Regions from separate parts of the Homo sapiens genome. Here region 1 is linked to region 2. A link is a loop called in an ENCODE intact Hi-C map of the cell type or tissue named here. Cell type or tissue: PC-9. All regions are shown on one strand. Links, peaks and the distances in the headings refer to the core of each region. The heading gives the core; the rest is flanking DNA. Region 1 overlaps GLP2R (glucagon like peptide 2 receptor). Region 2 overlaps GSG1L2 (GSG1 like 2).

Region 1 (9,773 bases), core at 748-8,747, 74 kb before region 2:
CACCAGTCATGTGAGTGAAGAAGACATCTTGGTAGTTCCAGCCCCAGGAGGCATCACAGAAGCAAAGGTTAGCCATCCCTACTAGGTCCTACCTAGATTCCTAACTCCCAGAATCATGAAAAATAATTTTAAAAATTGCCATCTTAAGACACTAAGAAATAGATAATAATTTAAGCAATAGATGACCAAAATATTTCCAGGTAACAACCACAGCTAGCCTCTTGTTCCTAGTTTCAACTCCCACACATCTGTCAAGGTTCAATAGCCTCCTGGTCTGAACTCATTAGTCCCTATCCAATTTGTGTTGCATTCTGTGTACATGTCACCTGAAGCACAGACAATGTTTACTTTGCACAATGCTCTGCAGAGAACCCAGCAAAAATAGGCACTTAATAAAAGGCTTCACATTGACACTCATAGTTAATATGATCATGAGTCACACCAACTATTACCACCCAGGAAAGAGACCATTTCCCCCTTCTTAGTCACTGAATCATGCTGGCAGGATCAACGCAATACTTCCCCGTCTGCATGCCCTTCTAATGCCAAGGGCCCTTACTGATAAAGGCTGCTGATGCTACAATTCTATTTTCATCCACGGGCTCCTTAATTCTGAGCCTGTTTCGGCCACATGCATTTTGTTTTCTCCAAAGTCAAGGCATTTTGGTTCAGATTTCTACTTACATGAAAGGAGCTCAGTGTCAACTGAATGAAAAGTCGTATAAGTTTTGCAAATCCTTCAACTTGATCATCAGTGATGAAAGAGAAGAGGATCTCATGAACGCCCAATAAAGGAATGAGGACCAGTGTTGATTTTGCCAATCTGTAAATGACAACCAAATAACAGTCAAGAGGGCCACATGGGGAACAAGCAACATTTCCTGCTCTTCCATGCCATGACTTTGTTGCAGCTCTTACCATATTGATAGTTGTTTCCCAGATGGTCTCCTTCACTACAACATTTAACGCTTCAGGGCCATTGTGGTCTTGTTTACTGTTGTGTTCCTACACTTGACGCATGGGGAATGCTCAGAAAACATGAATTGAATGAATGAATGCATAAATTCCCCTGTATAGATTGTCATATGTCTGTAGCTCTTAAAGTTTTGCCTGATGGATAGATTTCCATGCAAGTGACTGCCACCCTGGGACACTCCACCCCTACCAGGTTTGTTAAATTTCCTATCATGTGGTTAGCAGTTTCATCTATCTCTTTCTTTACTCCGGACTTTCAACATCAGTATTTCCAGTGTTACCATGAGAAGGGAGAGAAAATGAGTTGCCCAGGGTCATACAGACACTAAGTAGTAAACCTCGGGCTGGATGTGGGGGCATCTGACCTGCAGTTCCGACCTGCAGACTCCTTTCTGGACTTCGCTGTCAGCCCTCATGTTGCCCCTTAACCCTGGTGATAGTGAGGGCTGCAGGAAATGAAAAACTGATCCTCCTCATAAAAAGTGCGGCGTGGAGGTTCACTGTTGTATATAGACTACACAAAAAAGACAAACATTCCTTGTGCCACCCACGTGTAAAGTGCACAGCTGGGACCCAAATGTTGCATACTGGTGGTTCCCAAACGTGGCTGACTATTAAAATTCCTTACAGAGCTCTTAAAATATATACATATAGTTTCCTGGGCCTCAGTATCAACTCCCTGAATCCACACCTCTGGAGGTTGGGTCCCAGGAAGTTAATTTTTTTTAAGAGACAGGATCTCCCTCTGTCACCCATGCTGGAGTACAGTAGCACGATTCTAGCTCACTGCAGCCTTGAACTCCTGGGCTCAAGCAATCCTCCTGCTTCGGACTCCAGAGAAGCTGGGACTATAGGTGTGCACAACTGTGCCTGGATAATTATTTTATTTTATTTTATTTTATTTTATTTTATTTTATTTTATTTTATTTTATTTATTTTATTTTATTTTATTTTATTTTATTTTATTTTATAGAGAGGGGATCTTATGTTGTTGCCCAGGCTGGTCTCAAACTCCTAGCCTCAAGTGATATACTACTCCTGCCTCAGTCTCCCGAAGTGTTGGGATTACAGGTGCAAACCACTGCACCTGGCTGGATGTGGACTTTTTAAGGAACTCCTCATGGATCCTGAGAAGTATACAGGTTTGGAAATAACTGCCCTTTACTGTTGAGCTGCTTCTTAATTTAAAACTAACTACATTAGCAGAGATGACTCATATTCGGGGTACGAACAAAGCTACTGTCTTACCCACATTGGGAAAGAGGAGCGTAATTGTAATGATTTTTTTTTTAGCTTAGGTCACTTCTTCTAAAGGGGCCAGACTAGGAGGAACTTCCCCTCAGATCCCATGGAATTAAAGGTGTAGAAAAACAGGGTGGCATTCGCAGTTCATGGGGGAGTTTCTTAAGGAAGGTTTAACTCTGTACGAGAACAAGAGCTTACTATGAATCCTATGTCTGCAAGGGCCATTCAGATGCAATGTTATCAATGAAATAAACAACCTCACCTTTGTGCCCCCAAAGGATCTAAAGCCAAGAAGAGGGGTGCAGGAGCCACCAGGACGGAGGGACTCCACCTGGCCATGTGATTGTGTGAACCAGAGCCTTGACTGTCAGGAAAGGCTGATGAGCAGACAGATGGAATCATGGGCCTTGGCTGTGTGGTTCTCTTGAGCTGAGCTCAGATCGACTCCCACTCCAACACCCACCCCTACAGAAGTCATTTCGCTAGGCAACATTAATATGCTCCTAATGAGAGAACATTTCAAGGGTTTTGTATTTCCAGGAGTGTTTTTAAAGCCCTCTGGCCCAGAGGTTACAAAGTGGTGACCATGGATAGTAACTGACCTGCAGACAACTTTTGCTTAGGCCACGGAGCAATTTTTGTTATTGGAGTCATCTTTAAATAATAATATTTCTAGAAAAAGTGTCCAGGTTTCTGGCTTCTTTTGAAAAATGAGGAGATCTGGCAACACTGGGCTCAAATTCTTGCATGGCAATCGTTGGTTACAGCTGGGCAATGGCTGTCCCTTTAGAAGGAAGCTGTGACATCCAGCCCCCACCCGGCTTGTACTACTCAATTGTGTTACTTGCTTGGCCCTTGTAAGAGTCTGAATTTGTGACCCTTGCTCTGGGTGGGCTGGGTTTTCAAGATACAGACTTATATGCCTACAAGCAGACCTGTGTCTTGTCAGCTTATTCTGATGCCATGTTATGGTGTTATGGTTTTTTAAAACAAACTTTTAATTTTGGAATAATTTTAGATTTACAGAAAATTAGCTAAGGCAGTACAGAGAGTTCCCATGTCTCTTCACTCAGTTTTCCCTAACGTTTTTTTTTTTTTTTTTTTGAGACGGAGTCTCGTTCTGTCGCCCAGGCTGGAGTGCAGTGGCGGGATCTCGGCTCACTGCAACCTCCGCCTTCCGGGTTCATGCCATTCTCCTGCCTCAGCTTCCCGAGTACCTGGGAATACAGGCGCCCGCCACTGTGCCCAGCTAATTTTTTGTATTTTTAGTAGAGACGGGATTTCACCGTGGTCTCGATCTCCTGACCTTGTGATCCGCCCGCCTCGGCCTCCCAAAGTGCTGGGATTACAGGTTTGAGCCACCGCCCCCGGCATAGTTTCCCCTAATGTTAGCATACTACATAACCATGCCCGTTTGTCAAAACTAAGAAACCAACACGGTATATTACTAGGAACTAAAGTTCGGGGTTTATGTGGATTTCCCGCTAATGTCCTTTTCCTGTTCCCTGATCCCACATTTCGTTTAGTACAGAATGATCTATAAAGAATAACAATTTTTTAATAAAGTTTTGGGCTACTCACCCTTCTGGATGGAGACATGAAGGGATTGTCTACCCTTCACCTTATTCTAACTTCTCCTTAGACGAAGTACTATTTGTGTCCCTGTCCAGATGAAAATCCATAAATAGCAATAGCAGTTTACTCTTACAGACTGTGTTTATGCTCATTTTCATCCATAACCTTTTGTTTATTTAAATGGTTCCATTTATTGCAATCATTTAACTATCCAACAAATATTTATTGAGCATCTGCTTATGGCACATGAGTGAATATAGTGGGAAAGAAGGAGTTGTAGTCAAAGGCAGCAGGACACAGGAAGAGTATCTGGGCCTGAGTTCAAATCTCAGTGTTGCCAATTATTAGTGCTATGACTGTGGGCAAATTATTTAACCTCTCTCTCTGTTAGTTTCCTCATCTGTAAAAGGAGTATTATAATAGTAATAGCATCTACCTGACAGGGCTGTCACAAGGATTAAACAAATAACATGGGGTAAACCCTCAGAAAAAATGGTATCTGACACACGATAAATGATCAATACATTTTAGTTATTACTATTTTTAAAGAAGCCATCCCTGCCTTTCGGTTGCTTATAACTCAATTTTTTAAACGAATTTTCCTTGAATTTGTAACATTTTTAGTCTTTGGTTGCTGATGTGGTTCAGAACGTGGTACTCCAAAATATGGCACCTTGACATACTGAGTATTTTAAGCTGAAAGAATTTGAGAAAATCACAGAAGCAGGAAGGTCTCTCTAACCTCCCGCCCTTCTCCCCTGAAACAGGTCATGAAACCTAGGAAGGATTTTCTGACCTTCTCCTGAAGCGGATCACAAGACCCTCATGTGAGAGGTGGAGGAAAGGAACGTCCTTATTTCTGAAGACACAATGACACAAGAATCTGTACAAACAGGCTTTGCCAAATTTCCCCCAGTTTATAACCATTAGATCTCCTTTGTTCAATCATACTTCCCCCATGACTGTCCACTGTGCATTAAACCTAGCATAAAAATACACAAGTTTGACCATTTCTTTGGGTCTTCCTTTCCTTATGAAGTCTCCTACGTCATATAAGACTTATGAAATAAACTTGGATGCTTTTTCTCCTGTTAATCTGTCTTTGTCTAATTTTTAGACCCAGCCAGGGACCCTAAGAGGGTTAAGGAAAAGCTTTTGTTTCCTACATTGCCTATCAGAAAGTCCTTTCAGAAAGAACTGGGGTTTAGCATGTTAAGAAATGCTTGTCGGGCCGGGCGCAGTGGCTCACACCTATAATCCCAGCACTTTGGGAGGCCGAGGTGGGCGAATCACCCGAGGTTGGGAGTTGGAGACCAGCCTGACCAACATGGAGAAACTCCGTCTCTACTAAAAATACAAAATTAACCGGGCATGGTGTCTCATGCCTGTAATCCCAACTACTTCAGAGGCTGGGGCAGGAGAATCACTTGAACCTGGGAGACGGAAGTTGTGCTGAGCCAAGATCGTGCCATTGCATTCCAGCATGGGCAACAAGAGTGAAACTCCATTTCAAAAAAATAAAAATGAAAATGAAATGCTTCTCCTTTATAAATGAATCAAGAGCTCTGCCCAGGTGCATCCCATGGAGAGTTAAGGCCCTTTATCTAGGGGAAGAGAGCTGCCTCTGAGCTGGGAACCACAAAGAACAGAGAACTCCAGCTGAGCTGACGGTCTGCTGAACTCTGTCCGCATTCCTAGGGCATTGCTTACCCTGTTTATAGCCCCAAAGTTCCTCCTTCACACTTGGCTCAGTTCTCTTTCTCCAAGCCAGACAGATGGACCATTTTTTATTTCCTTTGCTTGACGGTGGAAGCCCAGGGACAAGGGCTAAGACTACAGAAGGTTCTCTAGCTCCTAGCAACTTGCCTCTTTGGCAGGGCCTAAATGTGTTTAATTTAAACTTTCCTAAAATATAATCCTGGAGGGAGGCCAGATCAGGGTTACATTCTAAAAGTTCTCAAAATCTTCAAGAATTGGAGGCAGCCTGTACCTACAAGAGTTTGGATAAAATATGCTGGGCCCTGTCACCTCCTCCTTCTTATCCCATCAGAAGTCTTTAAGGGAAAACAAACATGGAAGGGGATGAGGAAGAGGAACAACTTTCCGACATGGAAGAGGGCACTGTGAGCTGAGGAGCTGAGGGGTGCCAATGCCCTGCTGGGGTTATAGTAAAGAGCACTCTCTCAGAACTTGAAAGTGAGAGAATTAGCGAGGCTTTCTAAGAGCACAATGGGCAAGTGAGTTCATAGATGCTGTAGGATTTACCAGCGCAGGGAGTTAAATAAGGTGGTTTAGGTGTGTCCTGAGAGATAGGTCCCTGCCTTTTTGCTAATGAATAAGCATTAGCTAATCAACTCTATTGCACTCTACACAAAGAACAAGTAAACAGAATGGTGGCCAATGAAAATGGCAGGGAAACCACAGAGGGAGGACGTTCTCAGTGCCTATCTCACCCTAGTCTGTGGAGGGCACACTGGATCTGGGGAATGAGCCTCCTTCCCAACAGGTAGGTGGTGCTGTGGGCAGATAGTGATTTTTCAGGCTAACCTCAGCATCCTTCAACAGCAAGACTCTGCTTTGTGATGTGATCACCAGTAACGTTCTTTGGATTCCTGGATCTTCTGGTGTTGCGGATTAGGAAATTTTGGGAGGCATGTGGGCACAAGAAAGGAATGCTCTACCCCATCCCCACCTTCCACAGACGTTAAAAATGAACAGTGTTCTAGTTTATATATATTGTGAGCTCAGCTGGGGTCAGTCAGCCTCCCAAAGTCTCAGCCACTCAAGAATATAGATGGGTTCCCTGTACTATACCCAGGTGGTGGCAAACTCACCAAGGTGAGGCATCTCACCCTAGGAGGACTTTGGGTAGACACACACCAAGGTACCTCTTTTATTATTATTATTATTAAAGAAAAAGGGTCTCACTCTGGCTCAGGCTGGTCTAGAACTCCTAGCCTCATGTGATCCCTTCCCCTTAGGCTCCCAAAGTGCTAGGATTGCAGGCATGAACCACTGCACCCAGCCCCAAGTTCTTCTTCTTAAGCTTTTTCTTTGAACAAGGGCAGGGGAGAGGAAAAAAGGAATTTCCAGACAGACTGCATATGTCAGGCAGGGTTGCTCTTTCTCCCCACAAAGCAGTCACCCTGGATCATCGCTCAGCCATGAGGGTCTCCCCAGTATCTTGATTTACCCTTTCCTAGACCAATGGCTCCTGGTGGGTACGCACCCTCCAGGGCTATGCCGGGCAATCTATTTGATATTGGAAGAAAATATTATAATAGAGGATAATAGGCATTGTATATATATTAATTTTTATCTGTCCTCTTAAATTTTCTATTTTTTGGTCTATCTTATAATACATATATTAGCTCATGATACCATGCATATACATGAGGAGGGATGTGCTCAGAATTTCTTTACTGACAGAGATGTGTGATCAGAAAAGTCTGAAAACTCTAGAGGGGACTCTGGAAAAGAGAACATTGAGGCTGCATGACATTTATAATGGCCCGACCAGAATATTCCACTGAGAACGTCCTCCCTCTGTGGTTTCCCTGCCATTTTCGTTGGCCACCTTTCTGTTTACTAGTTCTTTCTGCAGAGTGCAATAGAGTTGATTAACTAATGCTTATTCATTAGCATGTGTTCTTTCAATAGAACATCTGGCCCAGCAGTCCTCCACACTGGCTGTGTATCAGAATCTCCTGGGAGACTCTGCAGCAGGGGTATCCAACCTTTTGGCTTCCCTGAGCCCCGTTGGAAGAAGAAGAGTTGTCCTGGGCCCCATGTAAAATAAACTAACACTAACAATAGCTGATGAGCTAAAAAAAAAAAAAAAAAAAAAAAGTCCATGCATAGTTTTTGTGATATCCACCACAACGGATAAGCAAAAATGTCCTTCCATTCAAAGGGTTGGACACGGCTGCTCTGTGAGGTTCTATCCCGCATTTATGGAGTCAGAATACCCAGTGGTAGGGCTCACAAGGCTGCACTTCTGGCCAGCTGTCCGGGGATGCTGATGAGGAGCTATGATGAAAAACTATTTAGGGGTTGCTGTGGGTCTTGGGCATGGCGAAGGTGCCAGTGGCCCGTGATAGGCTTTGGGGGCACAAAGCAGCAGTGTGTCAGCTCTGAGTCCCTTTGGGGTCAACTGCACCATTTCTGTCTCCTGGAAACACTAGCCTCTGTCCACTTTCTGGGGCACCCTGGTTTTCCTGGCACCTGTTTATTGAGAGAACTCTCCTCCCTGAGTGCACCCAGCAGGGTGGACTAGAGCAGGCTTTGAAGCTCCACCCTGAAAGAGTGGTGAGAGAGGCTAAGCCTTTGGGAAGGGAGCCAGAGAGACTGCTTGGCCACTTGGAGCCTCGACTGGAGGCGCCAAGAGAGACAGCGTGGCTCCCTGGAGCCCAGGCCAGGCCGGCTCCCCAGGGCTACGGGTTTCTTGCAAAATGTTTGGACCAAAGCTCCAACTAGCAACTATAGTATGTCTGCCCATTATTGAACCGGGTATGTTTACCCTTCTAGACCTCCTAGAGGGAGGGTAGAGTGGCCACCCATATTTATAACCATATCTACAGACTCCTTGAATCCTCATAATAAGCAGGAGATGAGTCTGCAGTGACACTCCCATTTTTACACACCAGAAAGCAGGCCAAAGGGGCCAAGGCACTTGCCTAAGGCCAGTAGGCAAGTCTAGGGTCGTGGCCAGCTCCCTCCGTTCCACCTCCTGCTCCATGCCAACATCCTAGTCCTTAGCAAAGTAGAATGCATGCTCCTCAAATGCAGGGTCTACATCGTGTACACCGTTTTTTGTTTGTTTGTTTTTGAGATGGAGTTTTGCTCTTGTCACCCAGGCCGGAGTACAATGGCACGATCTCGGCTTACTGCAACCTCCGCCTCCCGAATTCAAGTGATTCTCCTGCCTCAGCCTCCTGAGTAGCTGGGATTACAGGCACACACCACCACACCCAGCTAATTTTTGTATTTTTAGTAGAGACAGGGTTTTGCCATGTTGGCCAGGCTAGTCTTGAACTCCTGACCTCAGGTGATATGCCCACCTTGGCCTCCCAAAGTACTGGGATTACAGGCGTGAGTCACCGAACCTGGCCTCATGTCCACCTTTTATTCCAAGCACAGTACCAGGCACATTGTAGGCATCTATTAAATATTTGTCAGATAAAAGGAAAAACTCCCTTCCCAGCACCTGGGTGAGGCCTTATAAAGGGGAGAGAAACAGGGCTAGGGCCATCTTCACTCGTGCCCACCTCTTCTGCCTTCCTGTGTGGACTGAAATTCCTACTCTTAGAGCTACTCTGTGGGTTAAAACACTCCCGTTCCAGAGCCCTGCTGAATGCATATGCCACATAGAAAGCAAAGAATAGGCCACGTGTGGTGGCTCACGCCTGTAATCCCAGCACTTTGGGAGGCCAAGGCTAGTGGATCATGAGGTCAGGAGTTTGAGATCAGCCTGGCCAACATGGTGAAACTCTGTCTCTACTAAAAATACAAAAATTAGCCGGACGTGGTGGCAGGTGCCTGTAATCCCAGCTACTCAGGAGGCTGAGGCAGGAGAATGGCTTGAATCTGGGAGGTGGAGGTTGCAGCGAGCTGAGATCATGCCATTGCACTCCAGCCTGGGCGACAAGAGCAAGACTCTGTCAAAAAAAAAAAAAAAAAAAAAAGAAAGAAAGTAAAGAATAACTAGGAAAAGAGGGAGGAAACCCTTTATCTCTCTTCATTCATTCATTTGCTTTTACAACAATGCAGATCTAATAAATACCTATGATCTGACTGACTATGAATGAGGACTGCTGTCATCTCAGAAAGAGGAAGGTGAGATGCAGCGACAACAAGTCACAATTAAAGGATGCCTGTGGAAGGATGTCTTTCCTTAGACCCTAAAAGTTTGTGGTCTCATTTCTCAAGGTCTCAAAAACACCCAAATAATCTCTTCTCTTCAAATCCTTCCCCAAGGA
Region 2 (9,773 bases), core at 1,167-9,166:
ACTGGGGGAGACCCAGCCCCTGTTTCTAATGCAAAGACAAGGTCACGACATGGGAATTCTGTCTCTAACTGACTCGACCATATTATCCAAGACCACAGGGGTTGTCTTTGATGTGGACCTCTGAAGCATATCGTATCTTAAAAATAGATGTACATAACTTACATTTTCATCTTATATAACAACCTCTTATGTTACTTTCCTCTTTGTAAAACACATAACACGTTCAGGGCTCACTCCCTCACCCTACTATTCTAGGATTCAGTGAACGCATGTGTGTTACTGTGAGCCATATGCTTCGTGAGTTGTTAGAGTCTGAACTTTTCTTAGTCTTCGTCTTCCCAGTCTGAAGATGTTAATTTTTACAAATGTTTCTCTGGGCACCTGTCCCTTCACCTGTTTGTCACTTAGCTACCCCCCTTTGAATTAGTGCTATTGGTTCTGAGGGGCTATCACTGGCACCTTACACAGTTGAGAGTGTAGTTGCAGCAGGGCTCAGATGAATTGTAGGTGGGTTCTCAACCGTGGCCAATTTGTACTGCCCTCCTTTTGCTATGGATAGAAGCAAATTCCAAACACTAAAGGAGCCTGAAGAATGGTCTGTTTGTTTCCAGTATCATTTTGTTTTGTTTTTGTTTTCTATTACTTTCAATTACTTAATTTTTAGCAAAAGAAGCATATGTAAATGGTTGTTAAAAATCAAATAGTACTAAGCGTAACAATCTATCAATTCCATTCTCTCCCTGTGCCACCCTTCTGATACCCACCAAGTTCATTCTGTTTGTGCTTAGTAAACCAGTTACTGTGATGATGGGTCTTACAAAAGATTTATTCACAGGGCAGATAAAACATTTATTCACAGGGCAGCCCAATAAGGAGGTGGGAGAACAGCTCTCAAAGCCTGCCTGAAGATAAGACTTAGGGATATTTATGGGTTAGAGAAGCAGGGTGGTCTAAGGCAAGAGGAAAGGTGATTGGCAATGGGGAAAAATAAAGTCACTAGTGATCTGTGCAAGCATAGTCAGGGTTCATGGCTCTTCACAAGATGCATGTTCAGAAAATGGTAGCATTAGCATGTTCTAAGGGTAGAGTTTTTGGCTTTCTGACATCAAAAGGCCACCTCTCAGGCACTTGCACAGGATCAGCTGAAGGATCAGTGGTCTCAACCAGTTTGAACTGGATAGGAGCTGCCCCAAGTTCCTGAAAAACAAGCAGCCATTACCATGGTGACGTGTACATCAGAAATGTTCTCCGTAAGGAAGCCAGGAGTTTAGTGGCGTGGCTTTTAGCTATATGGGGACGAAAGAAAGCAAGCAACCAAAAGCAAGCAGGGCAGGTTAGGTTTGGTGGACCTAATCAGATTAGCTTCTCAGTTTTACTTCCAAACCCCCAAAGCCCTCGGTCTTCCTGCCCTGTTCCAGGCTCGTTGCAGTCTAGAGCTATCATCATGAGACTTCCCTGCGCCACTCCCTTATCTTGGAATGCTATTTCTTAGGTCCCATTGAATTATCTTCTTTAGTTTACCTTTTCTGGGAGTACATCCTTCAGCAGCTTCCTAAGAAAGGATCCAATGAGAGATAAATTATTTTACTCCTTGCATGCCTGGAAATTCAATACTCCATACTTGATCGATTGTTTGGCACAGTGCAGAATTCTCTGCCGGAAATCATTTTCCCAAAGAATTTAGATGGCCGTACTCCATTCTCTTCCAGCATTCATAGTTTCTGTCAAGAGTCCAACACGATTCTGATTCATGTGCCTTTGTAGGTGGCCTGTTATTTTCTTCTCTTTATGACCAATGTTCTGAAATGCCATGATGATGTCCTTTGGCGAGGATCCTCTTTTCTCCACATTCATCCTTCATCTATGTGCTTGGGGTGGGGGAGGGGGGAGCCTTTAATCTGAATATTCATGTCCTGGAATTATGGTGATTTTTGTATTTGTATTATTTCTTTGATTATTTCCTTTCGTCAGTTTTTTGTTCTCCTTTTAGAAAACACTTGTTAGTTAGATATTAGGTCTTTTGGGTTTATTATTCAAGGATCTTATTACTTTCTTTATATTTTGTTTCTCTTTTTATTATATTTTCTGAAAATTTTTCTCTACTTGTCTTCCAGCCTTTCTGTTGAATTCTTATTTTGGACTTATTTTAATTTTCCAAGCTCTTCCTTGTTTTCCAGCTGTTCCTTTTTCATAATATCCTGATCTTGCTTTATTGATACAGCATCTTCTTTTCTCATATTCCTCTGAGGATATTAATCGAAGGGTTTGGTTTTTGTTGCTGTTTTCTTTTGTTCCTTGTGTTATCTCTTTCCTTTAGAATTCTTTCCCCTCCCTGCTTTGTTGTTGGACCTTTCCCCCAAACGTTGGCATCTTTGATTGTCAAGGATAATTGGAAGCTCTGGAGCAGGGTTGGTATTTATCTACTGGTAGGCTCTTTTGTTGTTGTTTTGGCATGTGATTGGGTATGGCACCATCTATTTTATCTTGGAATTCCACTCCACAAAAACACACACAAATATCGGTTTGTAGAGGTTCTTTCCACAACCTGTCAGTGTCTTCAGAAGGGAATCATCCAATATCCGCAGGAAGTGGAGTAAGCTCACATGCCTGGCTGATAATTTCTGAGGTTAGGCATAGGAAAGGGCTGGACAGCTTCCCACTCCTGTGCAGATTTCCATACAATCCCATTTTCAGACCAGCCCCCTTCCCTGCCTTCCAATGGGCCTGCTGTCTCTGAATCCGGAGCCTTTCCTTCCGTTCACCTTCTCCAGAGAATAAAACTTTGCTTTTCTGGGGGAAAGGGAGGTGGGATGGAGTGTTTGTGGTAAGGAGGAGACTGGGGAAAGGGCTGCATTTTTTGTGCCGTATTTGTGCCTCAAGGTTCTGCACCTCTCAAGGATTCAGCAGTGCTGATATAACAGGCATCCTTCTTGTCTTGTGGGTGGCCCTCATTGCAGACACTTTCTGTGTCGCATCCCTCACTCCATAAATTAGTCATCCCTCTCCCAGCCGTTTCCGTACTCTCATGTCTCCTCTCCAATTCTCCTTGTCCTTGTGTGTTCACACTAGTACACATCCCTTTACTCTCGTTTCAGTGGGGGTGTGGAGAGATGCAATGAGTTTCTGCCCTCATTTAAACCAAAATAATCACCTACTTAATGAAAACACGAAGCAAGACCAGGCCCAAACCAGAACCTTGACATGTGTCCTTGGTTAACCGAGTCCACAGCATCAGGAGGCAGCAAAGTCTCGCAAGTCAGCCAGCAGTATCTGGACTCACAGGGTTTGCAGCCGCATCCAGGATGTCCCACTTTCTAAATGGTAGTCGTGGACAAGTTGCTTAACTTCTGTGTCTCAGTTTCCTCATCTGTAAAATGGAGATAATTATAGTGCCTCCATCAGGGGGTCGCCGTGAGGTGTTCAGTTAGATAATCTGGTGCCCATCACAGCACCTGGCATACATACAAGACTGTTTATTATTGTTAATCTTATTATTATCCATTGGGAAGTGTCTCTGGTTAGCCCTACATTTTGCTTTTCTTCTCTAGGTTGTTCTTTGTCCACCACACAGCCCTTCTCTTTATCTCATAATAATGCAAACATTTGAACACCCTTTGGTATAAAGCAGATGCTAATTACCATGTTCCCAACACAGTGCTGGGTTCTTTGAAGGATGAAAAGTGTAGCCCATCATCTCAGTATGCAACAGGCTTACAGCCTGGATGGGGATATAAGAATAATGATGCTGGTCGGGCGCGGTGGCTCATGTCTGTGATCCCAGCACTGTGGGAGGCCAAGGCGGGCGGATCACCTGAGGTCGGGAGGTCAAGACCGGCCTGGCCAACATGGTGAAGCCCTGTCTCTACTAAAAATACAAAAATTAGCCGGGTGTGGTGGCGCATGCCTGTGGTCCCGGCTACTTGGGAGGCTGAGGCAGGGGAATTGCTTGAACCGGGAGGCAGAGGTTGCAGTGAGCCAAGATCATGCCATTGCACTCCAGCCTGGGCGACAGAGAGGGACTCTGTCTCAAAAAAAAAAAAAAAAAAAAAGTAATGACACCAATGCCACTGTCCTGGGTTACAGCCAACAACAGCAATAATCTGGAAACTTCTATGCAGCAGATGCTATACTAAGTATTAATACTTCCCACGCATTCACTCACTGAATTCCTCACAGCCACCCTGGTGGCAGCATTAATATTATTCCAGCTTTGCAGATGAGGGAACTGATTCAAAGAGGTAAAGCAACCAGCTCAAGGTCACATGGTTAATACAAGGTGGGGCCACGATGCAAAGCCAGCACAGTGACTCCAGAATCCATTCTCTTAACCCTTGGGCTAAACAGTACGTTGACTAGACTCTGGGATTTGTGATCCAAAATGCAGGTCCAAACTGAGTAGAACGAGGAGCTGTTGTTTTCTCCAGATTGACCCCCAGTCTGGAGAAAACAGGAAGTCCTGGAATCACAGCCCTCAGCCCTTTCCTAACGGTGCCTTCTGTTGACAGCCTTGCCTGGGGTTCTTTCGCCCTCTGCCTGGCTGTGTCGGTCTCGGCCATGAGCAGGTTCACGGCAGCCCGCCTGGAATTCACCGAGAAGCAGCAGGCACAGAACGGCAGTCGGCACTCTCAACACAGCTTCCTGGAACCCGAGGCTTCGGAGAGCATTTGGAAAACAGGAGCTGCTCCTTGCCCTGCTGAACAAGCCTTCAGGAATGTTTCTGGACACCTCCCACCAGGCGCCCCAGGCAAGGTGTCCATATGCTAGCCAGTGTCCATGGCTGCCACATCCGCACAGGCAAACAAGCCAGGCACTGACACTCACAATGTACACCCTGCCTCTGGGTTGGACTTCAGGAGATTGTTGTCCAGGGAAAGCTTCCATCCCCACCCCTCCACATCTCACCTTTTACTAAACACCTTTGGCTTTAGCCTTTGATTCCTGTTAAAATGCCAGTACCTTGAAGTGAGATAATGCTTACTGAAGATATCAACCATTGACACTCTAGTATAAAAGAGAGCTTCTTAATGACAGTGAATTTGATAAGGATACCAAAGAAACAGGGAGGATGCCAGTACTAAGGGAAGAGAAGTTGAAGAAAGAGGAAAGCAAGTCTTTTTAACTACAAGGGAGGCAAAATGTGTTGTCCGCATAGGTTTGTTGACAGAAAAATCCAGAAAATGTTTTCTCCTAATTGACACACACAATAAAGTATGTGTGGCTATGTCATACTTTCTTTTTCATTTGAATCAAGAAGACAGAAATTTCAAAATATGTTTCCTGTTATTTTTTAAAATATTTTTTCTTGGAAATTTTGTGTTTCTACTCATAGTAAAATCAGTTTGGAAGGACAGTCGAATGATAGAAATGAAAACACAGTCAAATGGAATGACATCTTATCTTAGTTTAAGTGGAACACATGTTTGAGTTGTTCTGCTTAAATTAAATCGCCAGCCACTTTTGCTTCTAAAAATAAACATTACCAAACATGCAGGTCTTGTTGGAGGCAGTGGTGGGCTGCAGGATTCCTAATACAGTCATCTGCAATATTGTATCAATTCATCCCATGTCCAGCTACCATGTTATTCAGGCCACAGGTTGTTCCACACATAATTTGATTTTTTGAAAAAAGAAAGGGGGTGGGTGTAGTGGCTCACGCCTGTAATCCCAGCACTTTGTGAGGCCGAGGTAGACAGATCACTTGAGGTCAGGAGTTCGAGACCAGCCTGGCCAACATGGTGAAACCCTGTCTCTACTAAAAAAAAAAAAACATCAAAAATAGCCAAGCATGGTGGCACATGTCTGTAATCCCAGCTACTCAGGAGGCTGAGGCAGGGAAATCGCTTGAACCTGGGAGGTGGAGGTTGCAGTGAGCAGAGATCGCGCCATTGCACTCCAGCCTGGGCAATAGAGTGAGACCCTGTCTCAAAAAAAAGAAAAAGAAAAAGAAAAGAAAGGGACTGCAAACTCTAACAACCTTCAATATGTCCTTGCTCAGATCCATTTTAAAAATTATATTCACGTGTTTTGTAAACATATCATTTCTGGGAAAAAAATCCAATAAAAATCTGTTTATGCTGAACTGTAACACTTATACTGTCATAAAAAAAATGAAAAAAAAAATCCAGCTACCTTCGTGTTTGTGGCTCAAGGTGAGCACCTGCCTGACAAATGCTGCTTCTGTGGAATTTTGTGTTTCATTGCGCTAAGCATATATGAGAGATAGACAATGGATTCTTGCTGGAATAAGCCCAACCCAGAGAATGTCTGCTGGGGTTCCCTGGGCCATGTGCTCACCTAGAGCAGGAGAGTTTGTACCCACAAGCCTCTGCCCTTTGCAGTGTGCAGGTTCTTTCATATGGTTTTTCATCCCTATGTATTCATGTAGGCAGGTCCTGTGTGACTGTCACGATATCAGGTCAAAGTCTCATCTTACAGGGAATGAAATACACTGGAGAGAGACTTCGCTGAATTCGCTGTTGTGAAAAACACCTGTGAACACTGTGGCTGAGGATGCCAAAGAAGAAATAAACTTTTAAAAACTATTTGGACAAGTTTTTATTTTTATTTATTTATTTTCTTTATCAATTTTTATTTTAGGTTCAGAGTGGGGGTACATGTGCAGGTTTGTTACATGGGTAAAGAAATAAATTTTTTGCTGGGCGTGGTGGCTCACACCTGTAGTCGCAGCACTTTGGGAGGCCCAGGCAGGTGGATCACTCGAGGTCAGGAGTTCGAGACCAGCCTGGCCAACATGGTGAAACCCCATCTCTACTAAAAATACAAAAAATCAGCCAGGTGTGGTGGCAGATGCCTGTAATTCCAGCTACTCGGGAGGCTGAGGCAGGAGAATCAGTTAAACCCCCGGGAGGCGGAGGTTGCATTGAGTCGAGATCGCGCCCCTGCACTCTAGCCTAGGCAACAAAAGGAAAACTCTGAAAAAAAAAAAAAAGAGAGGGAGAGAGGAAGGAAGGAAGGAAGGAAGGAAAGAAAGAAGGAATTTTTGGAGCCATGTGAGGGCAGCTGGCATCATCAGATGATACACTTGGCCTCTGGAGAAGAAAGCCAGTGGTCAGTCAGACACCAAGGCAGGACAGAAGGCAACTGGTCACTGAGGCTCAAGTCAAAAACCATTCCTTGCTATATCCTCTGAGCTCACAAGGCACTTTGCTTCCTTATAAATGTTTTAAATGTCAATTTTATCGAAGTATAACACACGGAGAGAAAAGTACACAAATCACAAATGTACAGCTTCATAAATGTTTAGAAAGTGAACACGCCCAGGTATCCGTGCTCCACCTCAAGAAACAGAAGCAAGGCGCCTCATTTCATCTATCTTTGCTGCAATACACACCCAGTTGGATCTTCATTTGGTATAATGAAGTCATCTCTTTTCATCTTTCTCCCCCTCATACATGCTACATTTTTCTATGCAAGAACTGTTCGCTGTACCCTCAGCATCTAGAACAACGGTTGGCAAATGGAAAATGTTATATTTGTATATATGTATATGTAAACATATGAATATGCATGTGTGTATACACACACACACACACACAGACACTGTCAAATAGACTCCTTTTTAGCTTTCTATGGGAAGTAATATAGCTCATGATTGAGAGCATGGACTCTAGAGTCAGACAATCTGCATATACATCCTGGTTCCTCACTTTGACCTTGAGCAAGCCACTGAATCTCTCTACACCTCAGTTTTGTTACCTGTAAAAACAATCCTCCTATTTTTTTTTTTTTTGTTTTTCTGAGACGGAGTCTCACTCTGTTGCCCAGGCTGGAGTGCAGTGGTGCGACCTCGGCTCACCGCAACCTCCATCTCCCAGGTTCAAGTGATTCTCCTGCCTCAGCCTCCTGAGTAGCTAGGATTACAGGTGCCTGCCACCACATCCGGCTAATTTTTGTATTTTTAGTAAAAATGGGGTTTCACCATGTTGGCCAGGCTTGTCTTGAACTCCTGACCTCAGGTGATCTGCCTGCCTCAGCCTCCCAAAGTGCTGGAATTACAGGTGTAAGCCACCCCACCTGGCCCTCCTATTTTGAGAGCTGTGAGGACTAAGTGTGTTAGTGTATGTGAAGATCTGAGAACCACGCCTGGCACTTAGTACAATGGAAAGATTCGCTGCTAGCATCTGCCGAGTGCAAGCCCTGTTAGGTCCTGTGGGTGACAAAGAGACGCTGCGGAGATGAGTCTTTGTCAATGAGTTGGGGAAGCACTGGTGAAAGGTTCAGTGACCGTGTCTGAGAGAAAGGCAGGATCAAGTGAGTGCAAACCCGCCAATCATTTTTAGCCTGAAAGTCATCAGTCCTTAGATAATCAGCCAGTGAATTTTATCAGGTGTTTACAATGTTCTGGGAACTGTGCCATTTCTCCTGGAAGGAAGGAATCAAAACTCCTTTCATTTCTGGGAAAGAGAATGCCCGTTGAGGTCAGTTGTCCGGGTCTACTGTCTACTTAATACGCCCACAGACAAGGCAGTCTCCTGGGGGTCCATTGTTCTAAACAACAAACCCATCATTAAATGGAGCCAGCGCTGGTCCTGAGAGATCTTCCCCAGCCAGGTTTGGGGAACTCAGGAGCAAGAGTCCATGTTCCCTCTTACGAGGCAGCAAAGAAAGATGGCCGCTGACTCAAGGTGGCTGGGCAGGAATTGAACAAGGTGTTTACAGAGGAAGAACTGAGAATGCGGTAGTCTGACTCCAGGAAGCCAACTATTTTTCCAGAATTCGTGAATTCAGCCCTAAACTTATTAGACTGGCTCAGAGTCTGCATGACACTGACAGCTTAACTGCCTTTCTGGTGAACCCTCTTGGAACCATCTGGGCTGATAGGGACTTCTCTGAAGACCAGGAAAACATCAGTTGGCCTATTTAATGAGACAGGAATTAGGTTTGCTCATGTAAATATTTTTGACTCATTAAACGTCTCTGAAGAATATGTGTATATAAAGCATGGTGCGGGAGGCATGGGAGATACAAGGCTCTGCCCTGCCCTCAAGGGGTCAGCTATAGAAACAAGTTAGTGTTGTGTGGCAGGTGGGGTGAGGTGGAGGGTTGTGGGAAGATCAGAAAATTGCTAAATTATCTGAAGGTTAAAGGACATTTCAATCATGTAGATGCTGACCAATATCGCCAGTTACTCGTGTTAAGTCTGCATTGCATCTGAAAGACAGAATATAAAAGTGGGGCATGAGGAACTCAGGTTTTTTTGAGTTGCCACATGACACAAGAGCGAGACAACATCTGCACAATGAAAATTTGGGAGAAAAGAAAAAGAGCAATTTGACTGATCAACTTGGTGAAACCCCATCTCTACTAAAAATACAAAAATTAGCTAGGCGTGGTGGCCCATGCCTATAATCCCAGCACTTTTGGAGGCTGAGGCAGGCAGAACACCTGAGGTCAGGAGTTTAAGACCAGCCTGGCCAACATGGTGAAACCCAGTCTCTACTAAAAATACAAACATTAGCCGAGCATGGTGGCACGCGCCCATAGTCCCAGCTACTCAGGAGGCTGAGGCAGGAGAATCACTTGAACCCGGCAAGCGGAGGTTGCAGTGAGCTGAGATCGTGCCACTGCACTCCAACCTGGGCAATAGAGCGAGACTCTGTCTCGAAAAAAAAAAAAGAGCAATTTAAAAACATGAGCATTTGGGAGGACAGGTAAGTAGGAAGAATGCCAGGATCCATCTGTTTCTAATTTTCTCTCTCTATTTTAAGTTTTCTTTTCAATTATGAAATATTTCAATATATAGAAAACTATTT

What was found. Hi-C counts contacts between places; a loop is a spot of excess contacts. Peaks named below come from ENCODE experiments on the same cell type or tissue, not always from the same donor. Only the 100,000 strongest peaks of a DNase experiment are listed, where the experiment ranks them.
Region 1: a loop joins it to region 2, with 4 times the contacts of the local background. A loop is called at or near these places in 11 of 110 quality-filtered maps.

Annotation. Positions count from the first base shown.
Region 1 is chr17:9,871,428-9,881,200 of GRCh38, reverse strand. GLP2R (glucagon like peptide 2 receptor) reads right to left here. Exons shown (of 13, transcript NM_004246.3): 11 at 685-823. Among named protein-coding and RNA genes, the nearest start is that of RCVRN, 29 kb to the left of the region's middle. In PC-9, for the core only: no CTCF peak of the experiment used is centred there; DNase peaks (open chromatin) are centred at 2,190 and 5,480; H3K27ac peaks cover 3,253 bases.
Region 2 is chr17:9,797,377-9,807,149 of GRCh38, reverse strand. It overlaps GSG1L2 (GSG1 like 2), which reads left to right. Exons shown (of 5, transcript NM_001310219.2): 5 at 4,506-6,542. The coding sequence ends at 4,764. Among named protein-coding and RNA genes, the nearest start is that of DHRS7C, 11 kb to the right of the region's middle. In PC-9, for the core only: no CTCF peak of the experiment used is centred there; a DNase peak (open chromatin) is centred at 4,729; H3K4me3 peaks cover 899 bases; H3K27ac peaks cover 2,150 bases.